2 separate regions of the Homo sapiens genome follow, and region 2 is linked to region 1. A link is a contact called in ENCODE Hi-C or POLR2A ChIA-PET data. All regions are on one chromosome and are shown on one strand. Each heading gives the region's core, a stretch centred on a gene start or an enhancer-like site at or near the end of the contact. The rest is flanking DNA. Distances are from core to core; before and after follow the strand shown. Region 1 overlaps LRMDA (leucine rich melanocyte differentiation associated). Region 2 overlaps LRMDA (leucine rich melanocyte differentiation associated).

What was found. A loop is a pair of places that touch in the nucleus more often than their neighbours do. ChIA-PET counts read pairs that join two places held with the same protein, here RNA polymerase II (POLR2A). Pooled maps may share reads with other maps.
Region 2: a loop to region 1 is called in a map of sigmoid colon, with 6 times the contacts of the local background. The contact joins two enhancer-like sites. A Hi-C loop is called at or near these places in 3 of 168 maps with a recorded cell type or tissue (ovary, prostate gland and sigmoid colon) and 5 of 50 pooled maps. POLR2A ChIA-PET finds 5 or more read pairs at or near these places in 1 of 52 experiments (PC-3).

What each region holds. Positions count from the first base shown.
Region 1 is chr10:76,250,038-76,254,085 of GRCh38, reverse strand. All of the region lies in intron 5 of LRMDA (leucine rich melanocyte differentiation associated), which reads right to left. Among named protein-coding and RNA genes, the nearest start is that of KCNMA1-AS1, 640 kb to the left of the region's middle. RefSeq lists a silencer at 1,821-2,115. Within about 2 kb of position 1,890, at least 6 of the 41 ENCODE cell types and tissues checked have a DNase peak (open chromatin) inside an H3K27ac peak, as active enhancers do; they include ovary and sigmoid colon, where a contact is called at or near this core.
Region 2 is chr10:76,084,694-76,088,741 of GRCh38, reverse strand. All of the region lies in intron 5 of LRMDA (leucine rich melanocyte differentiation associated), which reads right to left. Among named protein-coding and RNA genes, the nearest start is that of MIR606, 530 kb to the right of the region's middle. Within about 2 kb of position 1,974, at least 11 of the 41 ENCODE cell types and tissues checked have a DNase peak (open chromatin) inside an H3K27ac peak, as active enhancers do; they include ovary and sigmoid colon, where a contact is called at or near this core.

The DNA.
Region 1 (4,048 bases), core at 641-3,140:
AGAAGTCACTTATGAAAACCATGCTCAAAGGAAGAAAATAAGTCTACTGTTGGAAAATGGTTGTTAAAAAAAGAAATCCCAAATGACAGAGGAAAGGCAGAATGATTAAAACTAAGCTCTTGTTTTGTCATTATTTTCTCCATCATGAAATTATATCCTTGGGCTAGACTGATGAGTGAAAAGTAAAAAAGAAAAAAGAAATGGAAGAATGAGGCCCTAGAGAGCTTATGAGACATAGGAGATGCCTGGTGTCTAGACCTATACAAATAGTATCTTATTTTACAATAGCAACAACAAAAAAATTCTTATAGATCTGCTCATGGAAACAATGTTACTAATATTTGAAAAAATACAGATAAAAAGCAAATTTGGGCAAATATTTTTGTTGATTTTTTAAAGGAGGAACAGAAGATTCTAAAAATAATGACACTAAAATTGTAAAAAATTATGTTAAATATATGATATATGAGCACGTTGAAAAGATAGTAGCAACTTTTAAGAGCTAGTACATCTTTTTACCTAGAATGAGCTAGGCCAAATCAATCTCTCTCTCTCTCTCTCTCTCCCCCTCTCTTCTCCACTCCCTTTCTCTCTCTCTCTCTCCCTCCCTGCCTTCTAGCTCTGTCTTTTAGAAACAGTTATTCAGCTGGTAGATCAGTGAGACCATAAACATTATAAATTGATTTCAATAAGACATCTAACAAAAATCCCCCATGATATTGCTTTGCAACAAATAAAATAAATGAGATGCAATTCATAGCAGATCAATTAACTACATCAAAAAAATGTTGATCCATGAATCAATGTCCTTAAACCTACCCACAGGACTCTATCCTTGCCTCCAGACTGTTGAATAAAACCCAGAAATCTGTTCTAACAATAGGCTAAACCCAAAGACCCATAATATGCAAAACAAAGCAAAAGTACCCACTTAGATCTGAAAACTCAATTTCCCAAGCAAGGGATGGGAGAGTTTTGCTGGGCAGTCGCTTATATAAAAATAAAAGCCCAGAAAGCACTGGTTGACTCTGAGCTATGTTACAATAACACACGGCAGATGCCTGGCCTCCCTGGAAGTTGCCCCGCTCATACACAACTGTCTGCATGTCCTGGGTGGGATGCGGGATGAAATGTTTCTTCCAATCCTCAGGTTCCACGAGTCTAATATCAATATGAATTCCTGCCTGGTGACCTGTGTGAGTATTGCTCAACAACTGTAGAGGAAGAATTGCAGAAAACGAAGGCGATTACAAGTTTTTCTAAAGCCACTGATTTTATCACAAGCCACATACAGAAACCTTCCCAATATCTGCTAATTACCAAAAGGTAGTGATCCTCCAATATCTAGCAGTAGGACACACACCCCAGCTGACCAAACCATGAGTTTAAGACAGGCAGAAAAACCTAACATCTCCCTACCATGACAAAGGCAACTAGAATTGCCAAATCCTATACACAAAACATTTAATTTATAACAGTTAAAACCTGGCCTCTGACCAAGTCCAAAAGAACTATGTCTTATTTCACTTGCTCTTGAATATGTCTCTTTCAGAGATAAATGGCTCTGCTCTTGGCCAGTCCTCCCCTCTGTGTGGTGTTTTGTTTAGCTGGGCTTATGACAAGCCAAGAGTTGATGCATCTGCTTGAATGTGTAATTTACCTCTCTGGTCAACTTAGCTTTTTTTTCCTTGACAATATTATGTCAAACAATCACATCACAACTGGCTCTGATCTCTTTGTTGTTAGCTAATAAATTAAAGAGTATTTATTATCTGCAATCCTTTTTTCCTCTTTTAATGGTGACACATTTGTGGTGAATTACAGGGCAGCTTTATAAACTAGGCTCCAGGCCAGTCTCAGGCCCTGCGTCCATGTGAACGTTCCTTCTCCCGGTTGGCCTCCCGGACTGGTGGTAAATCAAGGCAGCTGTCACAGTACACTAAGTTAGTGTGCGTCATTGGGGAGAGCAGGAAGCGTTGGGGGTATAATTCTGTCCATCAAACTAATATGTTATATCAGTAGCTTTGTAATCTTCTGCCATAACTTATGGGAAGTGACACCTAAGAATTCACTTTGAAGGCAATGTGTTTCTTAGACTTTAAGTCAAAACAGACCCGATTCACAGCAACAGTTCCTCTGTTTACATGAGTGGATTTCTAGTGCCGGGGAACCAGGTCCCTATCAATGTGGCAGTATTTAACACGCTCCACCACCGGCTGGACTCTGTTTACAGCCCTCACGGCAGGATTTGTAAACTTTTCAAACAGGGTTTCTTCTCTTCTTGTTACCCTTGCCTTAACCTCCAGTAGCGGGATAGATAAACATGCTCCTTGAATGTTATCATGACAAAGCAAACCTCTGACAGATGGGAATGAATGGGTGACCCATTTCCCTTGTCCGGTCCCCTTCAACCTTTGTCTTGACAAATGTGGGAAATGGCTCTGGAGGACAGAAGAATACTCACACCGCTATGATAGCACTGTCAGCTTTGTGCTGTTGCTAAATGTCCACATGATACTTAGAAGCGACGGGAGGGCCGGGCGCGGTGGCTCACGCCTGTAATCCCAGCACTTTGGGAGGCCGAGGCGGGTGGATCATGAGGTCAGGAGATCGAGACCATCCTGGCTAACAAGGTGAAACCCCGTCTCTACTAAAAATACAAAAAATTAGCCGGGCGCGGTGGCGGGCGCCTGTAGTCCCAGCTACTCGGGAGGCTGAGGCAGGAGAATGGCGTGAACCCGGGAAGCGGAGCTTGCAGTGAGCCGAGATTGCGCCACTGCAGTCCGCAGTCCGGCCTGGGTGACAGAGCGAGACTCCGTCTCAAAAAAAAAAAAAAAAAAAAAAAAAAAAAAAAAAAAAGAAGCGACGGGAGATAACCTTCAATGGACAGTGTGCTTTTCTAAGTCATGATATCAGTGTGACCAGACTTAGACCATACGTCCTCTGAAAGCAATGCGTTATTTTCTAGGATTTGCTGTTGGATTGTCCCTGTCTTCCCCCACTCTCTCTTCCTTGGCTGTTTTTCTCAGCAGGCCAATGAGAGAAGCCCTTTGGGGAAGATTAAGTAGTTTTGTGAGCTGCCATCTGATGGAAAAGAAATCTACAAGAACTGTTCAAAGGAGCTCTTCCTCCCCCAGGCACAAGACTAAATATGCACAGTAAAGAAATTTGAAAAATGCCTGCCCTTGCCATCCCCAATACCCCTCTGATTGATAGCAGAGAGGGTTTGCTATGATAATTCTACTTTGACAGGTCCCAGGCATAAATCCCACAAAGTTGTTGCTCTAGTTTGACAACCTTGGAGGGCTCCAGTTAGGAACAGGAAACAGGCCTCTATTTTTCACCCTCAATGCTCCTTCAGGTGCAAAGAAAAGACTGTATGGAAAAAATAATTTCTTATCTAAGGGGGAAACCAAATTCAAAGCAGTTTTAATACTTATTCATCAGAAAGAATGTCCAATGGAGAAAAATGTGACCTCAGTCCTGCTTCTTCAAACTTAAATTGAAATGCTCCAAATACGAGATTTGAAACCTATTCATGATGAGAAACGGATACCCTTTTTTCATTTTTTGGTTTTCCAAAGTTATGTTAGTATTCTCCTTCAAGGTCAGCCTAGAAATGTATCATAATATTTTATAAAAATCATTACTTACAAATGAAAGTACATACATATCATAACATCCATAATTTATCATCAAAGCTTGCAATGTGCCACCCTCTGTATCCCATTATATCCACTCAATTCTCATAACCACCTTAAATGAGTAGAGTCTCAATTTATAGGAATGCAGTTAAAAAGAGAGTCAAACTAATGAATTTTTTCCAGGATACATCTTTCAATCTTGCTTCACAATATGCCAGGGGATCTTTGGGAATCAGTGCACCTTCCCTCTCCCCTTCTCCAGCTGAAGAATGATAACTCAGCAATGAGAACCTTAGTCATGAAATCATATTCAACTGTGTTAAATGAAAAATTTGTGGCCCAGTGAGGTGGCTCACACCTGTAATCCCAGCACTTTGGGAGGCCGAGGCAGGTGGATCACCTGA
Region 2 (4,048 bases), core at 725-3,224, 170 kb after region 1:
TTGTGGATTCATTGCCTCCAGAATCAGTACAAGCTAAAATAACCAATATATTTCAAAAAGGTTTAAGTAAACCCACCAACAACAAACCCATAAGGAATGGGCTGGCCATTAACAAAAAAGGTAATTAAGAAGTAAGCTGGGTGCCCAACAGATTTCCCTTTCGAGAGCCTGAGTTTCCCTCCTGCCTGGCTTCCCATCCAGATATTGTGAGTCAGTTTCTAATTCTCATTTCTTTCCCTTGGGGCCTTCCTGTTTATTGGCAACCAATTAAATTCCCACCCTCAAAGTCTCAATATATATTTTCTCCAAAAAGTAGACAAATTTTAAGATAACTCTCCTAGAGATAAATGAACCCCTCCTCAATAGGAAGAATGAAGCTTTGCTGGGACAAGGAAGATACTTTGAGGAGAGGAGGGAGAGCATTCCTCACTCAGCTCATTCCAGGGACAGAAGATGGTTACAGATAGAGCAGAAAGGAGCATCCTGTCCTCTCTGCTGTGACCATGACTGTCACCCAGCCTCGGCTAGATTACAGCAGTGATGGATCACTTTCCGCTCTGCCAGGTTTAGGTGCCACTGTTGGATAGTTCTGATGGTTAGAGTTCTTTTTGTGTGTCTGTGAGACTTTGTGTGTCTTGCTGTCACCCAGGCTGGAGTGCAGTGGTATAATCACGGCTCACTGTAGCCTCAACCTCCCGGGTTCAAGTGATACTCCCACCTGAGCCTCCCAAGTAGCTGGGACTATAGGTACACCTTGTCCAGATAATTTTTTGTTTGTTTGTTTTGTAGAGACAGGGTCTGCATGTTGCCCAGGCTGGTCTTGAACTCCCAGGCTCAAGCAATCCTTCCACTCTAGCCTCCCAAAGTGCTGGTATAACAGGTGTGAGCCACCACATTTGGCCAGTTAAGAGTTCTTGCTATATTTTCAAACACTGAGGAAATCAAAGTTTGTGTCACTGAGCAATGGAATAATGATTGCTGGTTTATCTTTTCCTTCCTTTTGGGCCCCTCTATTTGCAGTTCATTGGTCCTGTTTTTGGCCTACAGAGTAGGACAACAGACACGGATCCCTCTTCCACATGAAGCCCTTCCAATATTGAACACAGTACCTCTGGCATCCCCCTTAGCTCTTCATTCTCCAGGCTAAATTCCCATCTCTCTCTACAGCTACACTGAGGACCTGGCTTTGAGGGACCCCAATCACCCTCCCAAGATGATCCTGTATGACTAACCTTGCTGGGTAGATGGAAATTTTTGTCTCTCTTGGGATAATTACCAGCATAGGGTGTGGTATGCAAAAGCTTACGCTATGCAGAAGTTATAGAGAACACAAAGGCATAAAATTAATGTCAGGGCTTCTAGGAACCTCAGAGATAACCCAGTCCCCACTCTGTTTGTAGAGAATCTGAAAGTCGCAGAACAAGTAAGTGGCAAAACCTGGTCAAAAGCCTTGGCCCTACAATTCCTAGGACAGAACAAACAGTTCTGCCCTACACTGCTTCCTCGGATGAAGACAGCTAGTACCTGACCTCTGTTTTCCCTGCTACAACGAGACTACCCCTGTGTAATTCCTCTACCTGACACTGGGGTGCACTGGCATGCCACCCGCCCCACCAGGCAGATCTGAATGTCTGCCAATGCTGGGGATGATTTACAGGGCCTGTCTGGGAGATGATTTTCCAAGAAAACACTCCATATAATTGGCCTTTGGTATATCTCCTCAGTGGTGATTTATTTCTGTCGGACAAGCCAAAGAACGTCTCTCCCCACCTCTGCAAAGCCTCCGGTCCCTGGCCTCAAAGTTCAGCAAGTTTCTGGCCAGAGAATGTTCTTCCTCTCCACCCACTCAGCCCTTTTTTCTGTGGTTTGCAATCTCATTTTGCTAAATATACTGAGATGCCCTGTACACAGCGGTCTGCAGTTCTAGAATGTGCCTGACTTCCTTTGGCTGGGAGCATCACTCATAAATCACTGTGCTAGCAGCTGCCATCCATTTATATCCATGACCTATCAGGACTGAAAGCTCAAGTTCTTCCACGGTGATGCCTTTTTCATTCGGGCCCCTCCACGAGAGTAAAACGCTCTCTCTCCCACACATATACACATGAGTATTTAGCTGTGTGGTAGCCACAGAGAAGGGACTTGGTGAACACTTACTGAATAGAGTGTATAGAAATATTCAAAGAGTAACTTTAAACTTGGCCACTTACTTACGAGTGTTGACTGACAATTGCATGCCTAAGCTAAACTGCTCTGAATACAAACCTGAATGATGAGTTTGATGAAGAACATTCTCAGTGGAGGAAACTAGGGCTTGTTTGAAGAAATAAACAGTGAATTTTCCCAGCCTTGCAAACAGCTTCTGACATTTACCAGCCCACAGCTGCTTTTTACCAGCCCCATTGACATAGCCATTCCCTAGAAGTCCCTGAAGGATTTCCAGAGGTAAGACAATCCCAGAGAAGGAAAGGCAGAAAGTATGGGTTGGTGAGAGTGAACTCTTTCCCAAAAGTTGGGAGGGGTGCTCCAGTTAAACTCACCCCACTTAGCAGGCGCCCCAGCAAGGAAGTGCTCTGAACTCACGAAGTAACTGGGCTTTCCTGAGAATGGGGTAAGGCGAGGAACTAGAAAAAAATCAGAATATGTGTTCACTGGTCCCCAGAAGAGAAATTTGGTTTTATGCATGTCAAGGGAAGTCTTTAAACTTGAGAAGACTATAAAATTGGGCGGGGGGTGGTGCAGAAGAGTGAAGCATGAGAAGGAGGAGGTGGGAGGAGTTGGTGACTGATCCCCATTGCTGGGAACAGCTGCTGGGGCAGATGCTTGTGTTTTGTCAAATATTCCTCTGTCTATAGAGGCTATCTGCAGGTGAAATCCTTCATGAGGAAGAGGATGGGGGTGTGAGTGTGAGGGAGAGCGGGGAGGAAGCCAGGATCACTAGAAAAGATGGCTATGTTTAGCTTACATGGAAACAAACACCTGAGGCCAAGTCTTCCCTGCAGACCAGGACTTTCCAGGCAGGACTGTCCTCCCTTGGCTGTCCCAGGCAGACCAACATCCCACAGCATTCTGCAGCAAGACGCTGGGAGACAGGAAAGAGACCGACTCTCCAAGGACACAGGGTCAGGGTAAGGCTTAGAGAAAGGAAAGTCACCATCCCTGTGAGGTAGGGGCCAGGGGAAAGTAAAGCGACCCCTCCCTCCACCCCAGCCCCAGCCAGGCCATTCTTCAGGAGTGTGTGGGGCGAGCAGACTTGATCTTGGCTGGTGAAAGAGGCTTTCTCCTCCCAGCTGCTCCAGGGGACTGCTGGAAAATACAGCGCAAGATTGCATTACCAATTTCTGTTGGCCTAACACAATGAAAACCCACATCTAATTTGCTGTCCAGTATCCCCCAGGTCCCCTTCAGCATTTACTGCTTTCCAAATATCTTCCTCCCATTGAATATCTGTGTTTCGGATTATTTGTCCCCAGATGTATTAGGATGCATTTATTGCAGCTGAATCTCATCTAGTGATTTCCTGTCCATATGCCTGACAGCTCCAGGTCCCTTTATGTCACGTCTCTGTCATTGGTGGGGTTTGTAATACCTCTCCATTTAGGGGAAAATACAGATATAATGAGCATATTCTTTACAACCTTCTCTAGGTTATTAACAAGGATGCAGAGTATAACTGAAGCAAAAATCCCAGTGGCACCCCAGGCCCTCTGAATCCCATCCCGCATCTCTCTCCAGTGCTGCAATGAAGTGGTCCATTCAGTCCACTGAAAGAGCTTGTGCTGAGTTCCTTCAGTCACGAAATAGGCAAAAGGACCCTTGGTCCAGTGTAATGAAGATGACATTGAGCAAGGACCTAAGAGAAGTAAATTGTAGTCCCACCCCTGCTATTAATGAGCAATGTGACCTTGAGTAAGCCACTTCTATAGTCACATGGCTAATTGTGAATAGGTTCACTGTTAGTCCTCATAAAAGATCAAATGAAGATATTAATAATTTTGATAATAATGTCTTAACAGTGGCTAATTTTTACTAACCTACTACTAAGTGC